Linked DNA regions of Homo sapiens: region 1 is linked to region 2. A link is an interaction called in ENCODE POLR2A ChIA-PET data of the cell type or tissue named here. Cell type or tissue: B cell. All regions are shown on one strand.

Region 1 (5,000 bases), 84 kb after region 2:
CAGGCATGTGCCACGCTGGTGGGCAACTTTGACAATTTCTAAGAATATAACTTACCAAAACTAACCTGACAAGATTTTAACCATTAAAGAAATTGAACCACAACTTTAAAATCTACCTAGAGACATACATGGCTGTGAAGGGGAGGTGAGGCCAAAGGCGGGTCATTCATGAATGGGTAGCCCCAGAGTATTTGCATTCCATGGGTCATGGGCCAAGGCAGAAGAAAACAATAATCAAAGCGACAAAGTCTTGAAGAAGATGAAAACAGATGGGCACCTGAAAGCCCAGTGGGGGTGGGCCTTGGAGAGGAAAGAGAGGAGAAAATGCCCTCAGCTATGGGGGTTTGGGGGTGATACAGGGGAGGTGTTAACTTTGATTTTCTCCCTGAAGCACGAAGGTCAATAGCTGAGCTGAGCAAGGGGTGGGTAAAGAGGGTACACGTAGTCTAAGAAGCAAGGAAAAGGAAGGGTTCCTGCCAAGGAGTTTGGGGAGGTACTTAAGCCAGAAAAACGCACTAGATGCCCATGCATGGTTTGCAGTCATGAAGTTATGAAGAGGAAGCAGTAAACTGAGGCCAGCAATTTTCTCCATGAATATTCTGCCACATGGAGGGAAGAGACAGGGCTGGACCAGCATAACCAAAAAAAGTTCAGGGCCTTTGCCTGAGAGCCACGGAAGAGCCACAGTGCCAAGTCCGGGAACTCAGGCTCCTAGGAGTGAGGTCGGGGAGACGTGATAAACCTAACAGGAATGGAATCCATGGACTGATAGGGATGGATGAGGTCAAAGAACTATGGCAGGTCAGGCGCAGTGGCTCACGCCTGTAATCCCAGCACTTTGGGAGGCCAAGGTAGGTAGATCATTTGAGGCCAGGAGTTTGAGACCAGCTTGGCCATCATCACGAAACCCTGTCTCTACTAAATACAAAGATCAGCCAGGTGTGGTGTTGCGCGCCTATAGTCCCCGGTACTCGGGAGGCTGAGGCATGAGAATCACCTGAACCCAGGAGGCAGAGGTTGCAGTGAGCCAACATCGCACCACTGCATTCCAGCCTGGTGACAGAGCGAGACTGTGTCTCTAAAAAAAAAAAAAAATTAGCCAGGTGTGATGGCGCATGCCTATAGTCCCAGCTACTCGGGAGGCTGAGGCACGATAGTCTCTTGAACCCAGGAAGTGAGGTTGTAGTGAGCTGAGATTGCACCACTGCACTCCAGCCTGGGCAACAGAGCAAGACTCTGTCTCAAAAAAAAAAAAAAACTATGGCAAGAGAAGACAAGCAAGTGAGCTACAAAGACAGACAATGATCAAGATGAAAGTTTGAAATGGAGATTTCTTAGGTTTCCAGGCACGACTATGTCTAGGACGTGATGCTAGGATGGGTCAATCTTGGAAGAAGAGGTCTCCAGAGAAATTTGCAACGTGCAACTGTCAGGCAAGATGTTAAGATAAATTCCCACCAATATTCTCCTACAACTGCTGATAACAGAATGCTTATCTAGAAGACAGCAATTCAGCCCCACTTCCCCTCTGGATGCAGAAAGCTGCAGGAGAGCCGTGCACTCTGAGCCCTGACCAGAGCCCTGACCAGAGACAGAGCAGGACAATTGATAAAATCCTATCTCTGGGCCATCAGAGAGCCGAAGTGACCAGGCTGCCGGAGGGAACTACACAACAAAGTGCAGCAGCCCCTCCAGGGAGAAGGGGACACACTTACTGTTTCACCTTTGACAGAGGAAGGAAAGTGGAAGGAGGCCATAAAAGTGGTTAGAAAAAAAAAAAACAGTTTAACTTTAAACAAATTCTGAAAGGTTGAGAGTGTCAAGTGTGGGAGTCTAACCCCTGGAAAGCCCCAAAACGAATGTTCCCACTCATTCCCAGGAGACCTGCACCCAAGTCTCCAGCTAATCCACTAGCAGAGAGGAAGGAAACATGCCTTTCTCCTTGTCCTGGAGAAAGGCGTGTGCCACACACAGGCCAGGACCAGCACAAGACACGGGGCCGGTCAGACCCCTGCAGATACAAGGCAGAGTCTGGCTGCCACCGGGCAGAGGTGGGCTCGCTGGGAAAGCTGCCCCCAAGGCCGTGAGCACAGAGCTGCCCAAGAGTCAGGCTAGAGGGGGGAACTGAGAAGATGCCACCATCGGAGACCTTGCCAAGGAGGAAGTAGAGAGAGACTCCCCTCTACAGGCCCACACGAGCACGCACAGTGCTAGAGACAGCCCAGCTGAGGCCAAATGCACTGACCTGGCCTCCCAGGTGCACAACAGGACACAGGAAACAACCTCAGCCTGATGCTCTCTGCACACTGTCTGGCATTTGACCAAACAGAACAAGAGAAACAGAAAGCAAGAACCAATAACGTTTAAGGAAGAGATGATAATACCAATTCTAACACAGTCTTCCAGAAAGGAGAAGAAACAGGAACACATTCTAACTCATTTTATGAGACCCCGAAGGCCACTGTAAGACAAGAGGCCTACAGACAGCCTTCATGAGCACAGATGCAAAAATCATTAACATAACTTTAGCAAATCAATCCAGCAACACATAAAAAGGATGTCCACAGAAGAAAAATAATGTTCATAGCAGCTTTTTTCAAAATAGCCCAAACGTGGGAACAACACAAACATCCATCAATTAATTGGTGAATGCATAAATTGGTTTATCTGTAAAATTACTCAATAAAAAAGAGAAACTACGGATGCATGCAACATTTTGGGTAACTCTCAAAAGCATTATGCAAGTTACAGAAGTATATGTGACACTCTGGAAAAAGCAAAACTGTAGGAACAAAAATCAGGTCAGGCCAGGCGCGGTGGCTCATGCCTATAATCCCAGCACTATGGAAGGCAGAGGCGGGCGGATCACGATCGAGACCATAATGGCCAACATGGTGAAACCCCATCTCTACCAAAAATACAAAAATTAGCTGGGCATGGTGGCGCGTGCCTGTAGTCCCAGCTACTGGGGAGGCTGAGGCAGAAGAATTGCTTGAACCCGGGAGGCGGAGGTTGCAGTGAGCCAAGATTGTGCCACTGCACTCCAGCCTGGGTGACAGAGCGAGACTCTGTCTCAAAAAAAAAAATTCAGGTGAGTGGTTACCAGAGGCTAGGACGGGGGAAGGGAAGTGACTACCAAGGGGAACAAGGGGATTTTATGGGGTGATGCAAATGTTCTGTAGCTTAGCTGTGGTAGTGAACATTTTTTAAGTAAAAAAAGAGTGAATCTTAATGGAAGGTAAATCATGTTATTTTTTTAAAGGCCAGCTCCAACAAAGAGGCTGACCTACAAAGCAACAGCTGGTCCGAATCCACAAACACAGGCCAACACTACACCTCTGCTGTTCCCAAGGTCACTGTTTCTGGTGAGGAGAGAATGGCTCATCTGACAAACTATCCATTACCAAGACAAGCCGGGGGCTGGGAAATGAGATCCTCCTCCAACGCAGGCAAGACGCACTGCAGGGAACCATAGGCACTTCCGCTGGCCTCTGGACCAGGGCAAACAGCAGAAGCCTGTTCCCAAGGGCAGAGGCAGGCTAAAATACAAGAGCAGGGCTGGAGTCGGAAGAAGAGCTGATAAAGTTTAATGAGAAAACAAACCAACCACCACAAAAAGCAAAGAAAATGGTATTGGTAAAAAAACAAACAAAAAAACCACACAAAGAAAACCATAAAAATAGCTGTCTTTGTAGAGTTTATATTCTAATGAAGAAGAAAGCAAACCAAATGAGTAAGTAAAATACATAGTATGTTAGAAATAAGTGCTAGGAAGAGAATTACAGCAGGAAAGCGGGACATGCGGGAGGGGCCGAGTGAGAAAGTAATTCTGACAATGAGACCCCAAGGATAGAAACTGGCCCTGGAGATGGGGCTTGCCTCCAAGGCCAGTAAAGATGGAAACCCACACCAGGCAGTGGGGATGCGCTCTTCAGATTGTCACCAGGACTCCCCCAAGGCAGTTCTGCAGGAGAAAACAGAGGAGCAGGGAATGCACACGTTTCCTGGCTGCACATAGCAAGGTATCAGAAGGAAGAGAAGAGCTCAGAAAATAATTAGCCGCTTTCAAGCAGAAATCAAAGGGCACAGAAGAGGCCTAGAATGTGGGGTCTCAAATAGTTGCAAAAGCCAACTCCTTCCAGAACCCAAACAGTACATGTGAAAGCCTGCCCGGAACAAGGGCCCACCAAAACTCCATCAGGTCAAAGATAAGAGTAAGGGTGCGGTCTTCCCAGCCAAGCCTGCTGTGGCCTCGAAGAGGCTGAAGCAGCACAAATAAGTAAAAGGGAAGGTGAGGCTTAAGAGCATCGCGTAAAGAATTACCTGCATGTCGAATTGTTGAGAACTAAACACATGAAAATTGTACTCCCTTTTCAAGAAACTGTACCACCAAAGAAATACTAAGCTCAAAGCCAAAAATCACCCTTCAGGGTCACATAGCTTGATGACTGAATTGTGCCCAGACAAGGAGGGCAGGTGTCCTGCCACCTACTGCAGTGTGGCCAGGGAAGACCAGGAGGAACGTACCAGGAGACACAGACTAGAAGGTGGTGCAGGAGGGAGTGCCCCCTGAAGCAAAAGCAAATCCATTTCTTTCACTGCCAGTTACCCCATAACCTGGGCGGGGGGAGCCAACGCCCTGCGCTGCCTGTGCTGGCAGCCACTCACCACTGGCTGGTCAAGGCCGCCATGCCTCTCCTCCTTCTCCACGGTCCTGCGGCAGTCCGGGCACACCCACAGTGGCAGGTGCAGCACGCTGTTGCCCTTGGGAGCCATGGAAAGGGCCAATTTGCTCGCAGTCTTAATTCCACTCTCTAAGAATGATGAGTCTTTCCGTTCACTTCTGCACAGAAGACAATAATCCCCAGCAGGGTAGGGTGGTGTCCTATGATTCATGCCAAAACTAAAAGGAGTCTGGAATAGAAAAAAAAAATTCTATTTTCAAAACCTCATCTACAAAGCCAAGAATATTAAAATATATGTATAGTTCTAAAACTAAA
Region 2 (5,000 bases):
TCAGTGGAGACTTAGAGACATCCCTGTCTTCACTTCTAGGCCGTTTCTTAGTACACCAACTGTTTCACAGTACATCCTCCGTGTTGGATGAAAAAGACCCAGGATTCAAAGTCACATGCCTTGGGTTCCGGTATAGATTCAGGCCCTGTAGTCGTTAACTTCCTACTCCTAGGCCACGTGGAAGGAGCAGCAAAATGCAGCCGCACCTGCTCGGCTTTGCTCTTCTCTTGAAGGCCGTTCTTCCCCCCTGGTCTGGGCCTTGCTAGGTAAGAGGGGCTACTTAGCTCTAGATCTGAGAGAAATGACACTGAACACTTTGGTAACCAACTGCTATCGACAAAGGCAAAGGATGAAAAGAAGTATCAGGAGGTCATGAGAGAAGCGAGGTGGAGGTGAGGGGAAGGAACAGCCGTACACCATCGCCACAGTGACGTGTGGGGGCAGCAGTCTGGAGGCCCTCAAGAGGAGCCCAGGTCTCAGGCAGCTCTCGCATCAGCAGACGCCAACCCTCACAGGGAAGCATCCACTATGGAGGGCTGTGGTTCTCACAGAGTAAGCTGAGCAAAACATAACCTCCTAATATACTCCATCCGCAAAAGGAAATAATACATCACAGGTGATATCAGCAGAAAACGAATCTGGATGCTCAAGGTTTCATTCAAACACAGAGTAACTATGTGTGAAATGCTTAAAGAAAGAAAAAAAAAACAAGGAACAAGAGAATATAAAGAGCTACTAAGTATCTTTGGAAAAAAAAAGTAAATTAAAACTTATAAATAATAAATATAGTCAGAATCAGGACTTAAGTGGCAGGCTAGGCACCACTACAGAATCACTTAACTGGAGGACTGATCCCAAAAAAGTTCTCAGAACATGGAACTGGGAGAAAAGGAGATGAGAAACATGCAAGAGAGTGTTAGGAATGCAGAACAGAAGAAGGTCTAACAACAATCTCACCAGAGGCTGAGAGAGACAACTGAATGGTTGCAGGAACATGGAGATAACATGGATGGCAATTATCATACAGGAAATTGAAAATGATTGGTAGGCCAAAGGCTCTAATGGAAAAAGTAGACAGCATGCAAGAACAAGGGGGCCGTGTGAGCAGAGAGATGGGAAGAAATGCTGGCAATAAAAACAATCTAAGAGAAACGAAGACTATCAGTGATGGACTCATCAGGAGACGACACGGCCAAGGAAAGAGTCAGGGAGCTGCAAGATATGTCAGCAGAAACTTCCCATACTGCAAGGCAAAGAGAAACAAGAATTAAAAACAAAAACAGAAACAATATCCCCAATAGAACAAAACATCCAAAACCTGTGGGACAGTTTCGAAAGATATAACACCTGGTAAGTGGAATGCTGGAAGGAGAGACTAGAGAAACAGTTGAAGTAGTAATAGCTAAAAAGTCTCCAAATTAACAACTGACAGCACAGATCCAAAGAATTCAGAGAACATCAAGTGGAATAAATACCCCCAAAGCTACATGAAGACATATTCTATTCAACCTGCAGAATACCAAAGAAAAAGAGAAAATCTTGGCCAGGTGCCATGGCTCATGCCTGTAATCTCAGCACTATGGGAGGCCAAGGCAGGCGATCACCTGAGGTCAGGGGTTCAAGACCAGCCTGGCCAACATGGTGAAACCTCATCTCTATTAAAATACAAAAATTAGCCGGGCATGATGGCGGGAGCCTGTAATCCCAGCTACCTGGGAGGCTGAGACAGGAGCATCACTTGAACCTGGGAGACAGTGGTTACAGAGAGCCGAGATGGCGCCACTGCACTCCAGCCTGGGCGGCTGAGCAAGACTCTGTCTCAAAAAACAAAAAACAAAAAAAAAAAAAAGAGAAAATCTTGAAAGCAGCTGGGTGGGGGCAAGTGGACCTACAGAAGAACAGGGAAAAGAATTCGAAAAGAATTCCAGAGGACATCTTGTCAGAAATCAGAAACCATGCCAGCAAGGACAGAGGGAAGTTAAACAGTTCTAAAGTGTTCAAAGAAAAAAACCACCAACCTAGAATTATGTGTCCAGCCAAATTATCCTTCAAAAGTGAAGGAGAAATAAAGACTTCCTCAGACAAACAAAAACTGAGGGAGCTCATCACCAGCAGACCTGCCCTGCAAGAAATGTCAAAAGATTTCCTTCAGATAGAAGGTCAGAAACGTGGATCTACATAAAGAAAGGAAGAATACTAGAGAAGGAATAAAGACAAAGTAAAATATCTTCTTCTTATTATTATTCATCTAAAAGATAACTGTTGAAAGTAATCATCATCACTGTACTGGGTGATAAACATGTGGATAAGTGAAAATAATGACAGCAATGTCACAGGGAATAGGGAAGGGTCGGGAGTAATCTGTTAAATGTTACCTTTTTTACATTAGTTAGTTGAAAAAGGACTCAGATTAGTTCAAAATGTATATTGTAAACTCCAGGGCAACTGCAGAAATTTTAAAAAAGATAAATAAAATTGATATACTAACAGAGGAGATAAAACCATAAAACGCTTAATTAAAAGTAGAGAAGGCAGAAAAAGACTCATAATGAATAGGAAACAATTACAAACATGGCTGATATTAATCTAAATACATCAAAAAATCACTTTAAATGTGAATAGTCAAATACACCAATGAAAAGACAAAGATTATCAGAGTACATCAAAAAACAACAAGCATGGTGGCATGTGCCTATAGTCCCAGCTACTCAGGAGGCCAAGGTGGGAGGACTGCTTGAGGCTAGGAGTTCAAGTTCAGCTTGGGTAACATAGCAAGAGTCCATCTCTAAAAATAAAAAAACAAACAAACACAACTATACATGTCTACAAGAAACCTGCTTTACATATGAAACCCTGAGAAGGTGGCTCGCGCCTGTAATCCCAGCACTTTGCGAGGCTGAGGTGGGCGGATCACAAGGTCAGGAGATCGAGACCATCCTGGCTAACATGGTGAAACCCTGTCTTTACTAAATATACAAAAAATTAGCCGGGCATGGTGGTGGGCACCTGTAGTCCCAGCTACTTGGGAGGCTGAGGCAGGAGAATGGTGTGAACTCAGGAGGTGGAGCTTGCAGTGAGCCGAGATCGCATCACTGCACTCCAGCCTGGGCGACCGAGGAAGACTCTGTCTCAAAAAAAAAAAAAAACCAAAAAAAAAAAAACCCTGAGAAGTTAAAAGTAAAGGGATGGAAACAACCAATGGATCAATAAAGAAATTACAAAGAAAAGCAGAAAATACTTAGAGACAAATGAAAACAAAAACATAACATACTGAAACTTACGGGACGCAGTGAAAGCAAGCACTAAGAGCAAAATGTATAGCTACAAACACATCAAAAAACAAGAAAGATCTCTATCAGCAACCTAACTAGGATAGGCGTGGTGGCTCATGCCTGTAATTCCAGCACCTTGGGAGGCTGAGGCAGGAGGACTGCTTGAGCCCAGGAGTTTGAGACCAACCTGGGCAACATGGTGAGACCTCCGTCCCTACGTAAATAAATACATAGACAGACAGATAGATAGCTGGGCATGGTGGCACACACCTGTAGTCCAAGCTACGAGACTATGGGTCAGGAGGATTGCTTGAGCCCAGGAGGTCGAGGTTGCAGTGACCCAAGATCGCACCACTACACTCCAGGCTGGGCAACTGAGTAAGCTTTGTCTCAATAACAACAACAAATAAAATGAAACAAAAAACCCTCCCTAACTTCACATCTTAATGAATTAGAAAAAGAACAATCTAAACCCAAAGCTAGCAGAAGAAAGGTAATTTAGAGCAGAGATTAATGATCAATGAAATAGAGAATAGAAAAACAATAGGGGAAAAAAAAAATCAATGAAACCAAAATATAGTTCTTTGAAAAGAGAAACAAAACTGACAAAACTTTAGTGAGATGGAGTAAGAAAAAAAAAAGACTCAAATTACTATAATCAGAAATGAAAGTGGGGACATTATTATTGATTACACAGAAATAAAAGGGGCTGGGAGTGGTGGCGCACACCTGTAATCATAGCTACTTGGGAGGCTAACACAGGAGAATCATTTGAGCTCAAGCGTTCGAGGCTCCAGTGAGCTATGATCGTGCTACTGCACTCCAGCCTGGGCAACAGAGCAAGCATATCTCTAAAAAGCAGAAAATTAAATTAAAATTAAGAAAAAAACATAAAAGGTATTATAAGAAAGTACTGGCTGGGCTCGGCGCTGTAGCTCACGCCTGTAATCCCAGCACTTTGGGAGGTCCAGGTGGGTGGATCACCTGAGGTCAGGGGTTCGAGACCAGCCTGACCAACATGGTGAAACCCCATCTCTACCAAAAATACAAAAATTAGCCGGGCATGGTGGTGGGCGCCTGTAATCCCAACTATATGGGAGGCTGAGGCAGGAGAATCTCTTGAACCTGGGAGGCAGAGGTTGCAGTGAGCCAAGATGGTGCCATTGCACTTCAGCCTAGGTGACAAAGCAAGACTCCGTCTCAAAAAAAAAAGTAAGTAAGTATTGGCTGGGCTTGGTAACTCATGCCTATAATCCCAGCACTTTGGGAGGCTGAGGTAGTAGGACTGCTTTAGCCCAGGAGTTTCAGTCCAGACTGGGTAACATAGTGAGACCCTGTCTTCTCTCTGGAAGAGTCCAAAACAATAAAAAAAAAATTAGCTGGGAGTGGTGGCACATGCCTGTAATCCCAGCTATTGGGGGGCCAAGGGAGGAGGAATGCTTGAGCCCAGGAGTTTGAGGCTGCAATGAGCTATGATCATGTCATTGTACTCCTGCCTGGGTGACAGAGTGAGATGCCGTTTCAAAGAAAAAAGAAAGTATTACGAACAACTGTACACCAACACACTGGATAAAACAGATGAAATGAAAAAATTTTTAGAAACACAAAACCTATCAAGACGAAATCATAAAGAAATAGAAAAGTCTGAACAGACCTGTAACTAGTAAGGAGATTGAACTGGTAATCAAAAACCACCCAATAGGCTGGGCGCAGTGGCTCACGCCTGTA

What was found. ChIA-PET counts read pairs that join two places held together with the same protein. Peaks named below come from ENCODE experiments on the same cell type or tissue, not always from the same donor. Only the 100,000 strongest peaks of a DNase experiment are listed, where the experiment ranks them.
Region 1: POLR2A ChIA-PET joins it to region 2 with 7 read pairs; 4 of 35 experiments call an interaction of 5 or more read pairs at or near these places.

Annotation. Positions count from the first base shown.
Region 1 is chr4:2,595,998-2,600,997 of GRCh38, reverse strand. FAM193A (family with sequence similarity 193 member A) reads right to left here. Exons shown (of 21, transcript NM_001366318.2): 2 at 4,669-4,914. Among named protein-coding and RNA genes, the nearest start is that of FAM193A, 62 kb to the right of the region's middle. RefSeq lists enhancers at 2,391-3,343, 3,344-4,295, 4,296-5,000. In B cell, CTCF peaks have their summits at 2,024 and 2,224 (motif pointing left); DNase peaks (open chromatin) are centred at 167, 2,157 and 3,137; H3K4me3 peaks cover 692 bases; H3K27ac peaks cover 4,574 bases.
Region 2 is chr4:2,680,134-2,685,133 of GRCh38, reverse strand. All of the region lies in intron 13 of FAM193A (family with sequence similarity 193 member A), which reads right to left. Among named protein-coding and RNA genes, the nearest start is that of TNIP2, 74 kb to the left of the region's middle. In B cell, no CTCF peak of the experiment used is centred here; no DNase peak of the experiment used is centred here.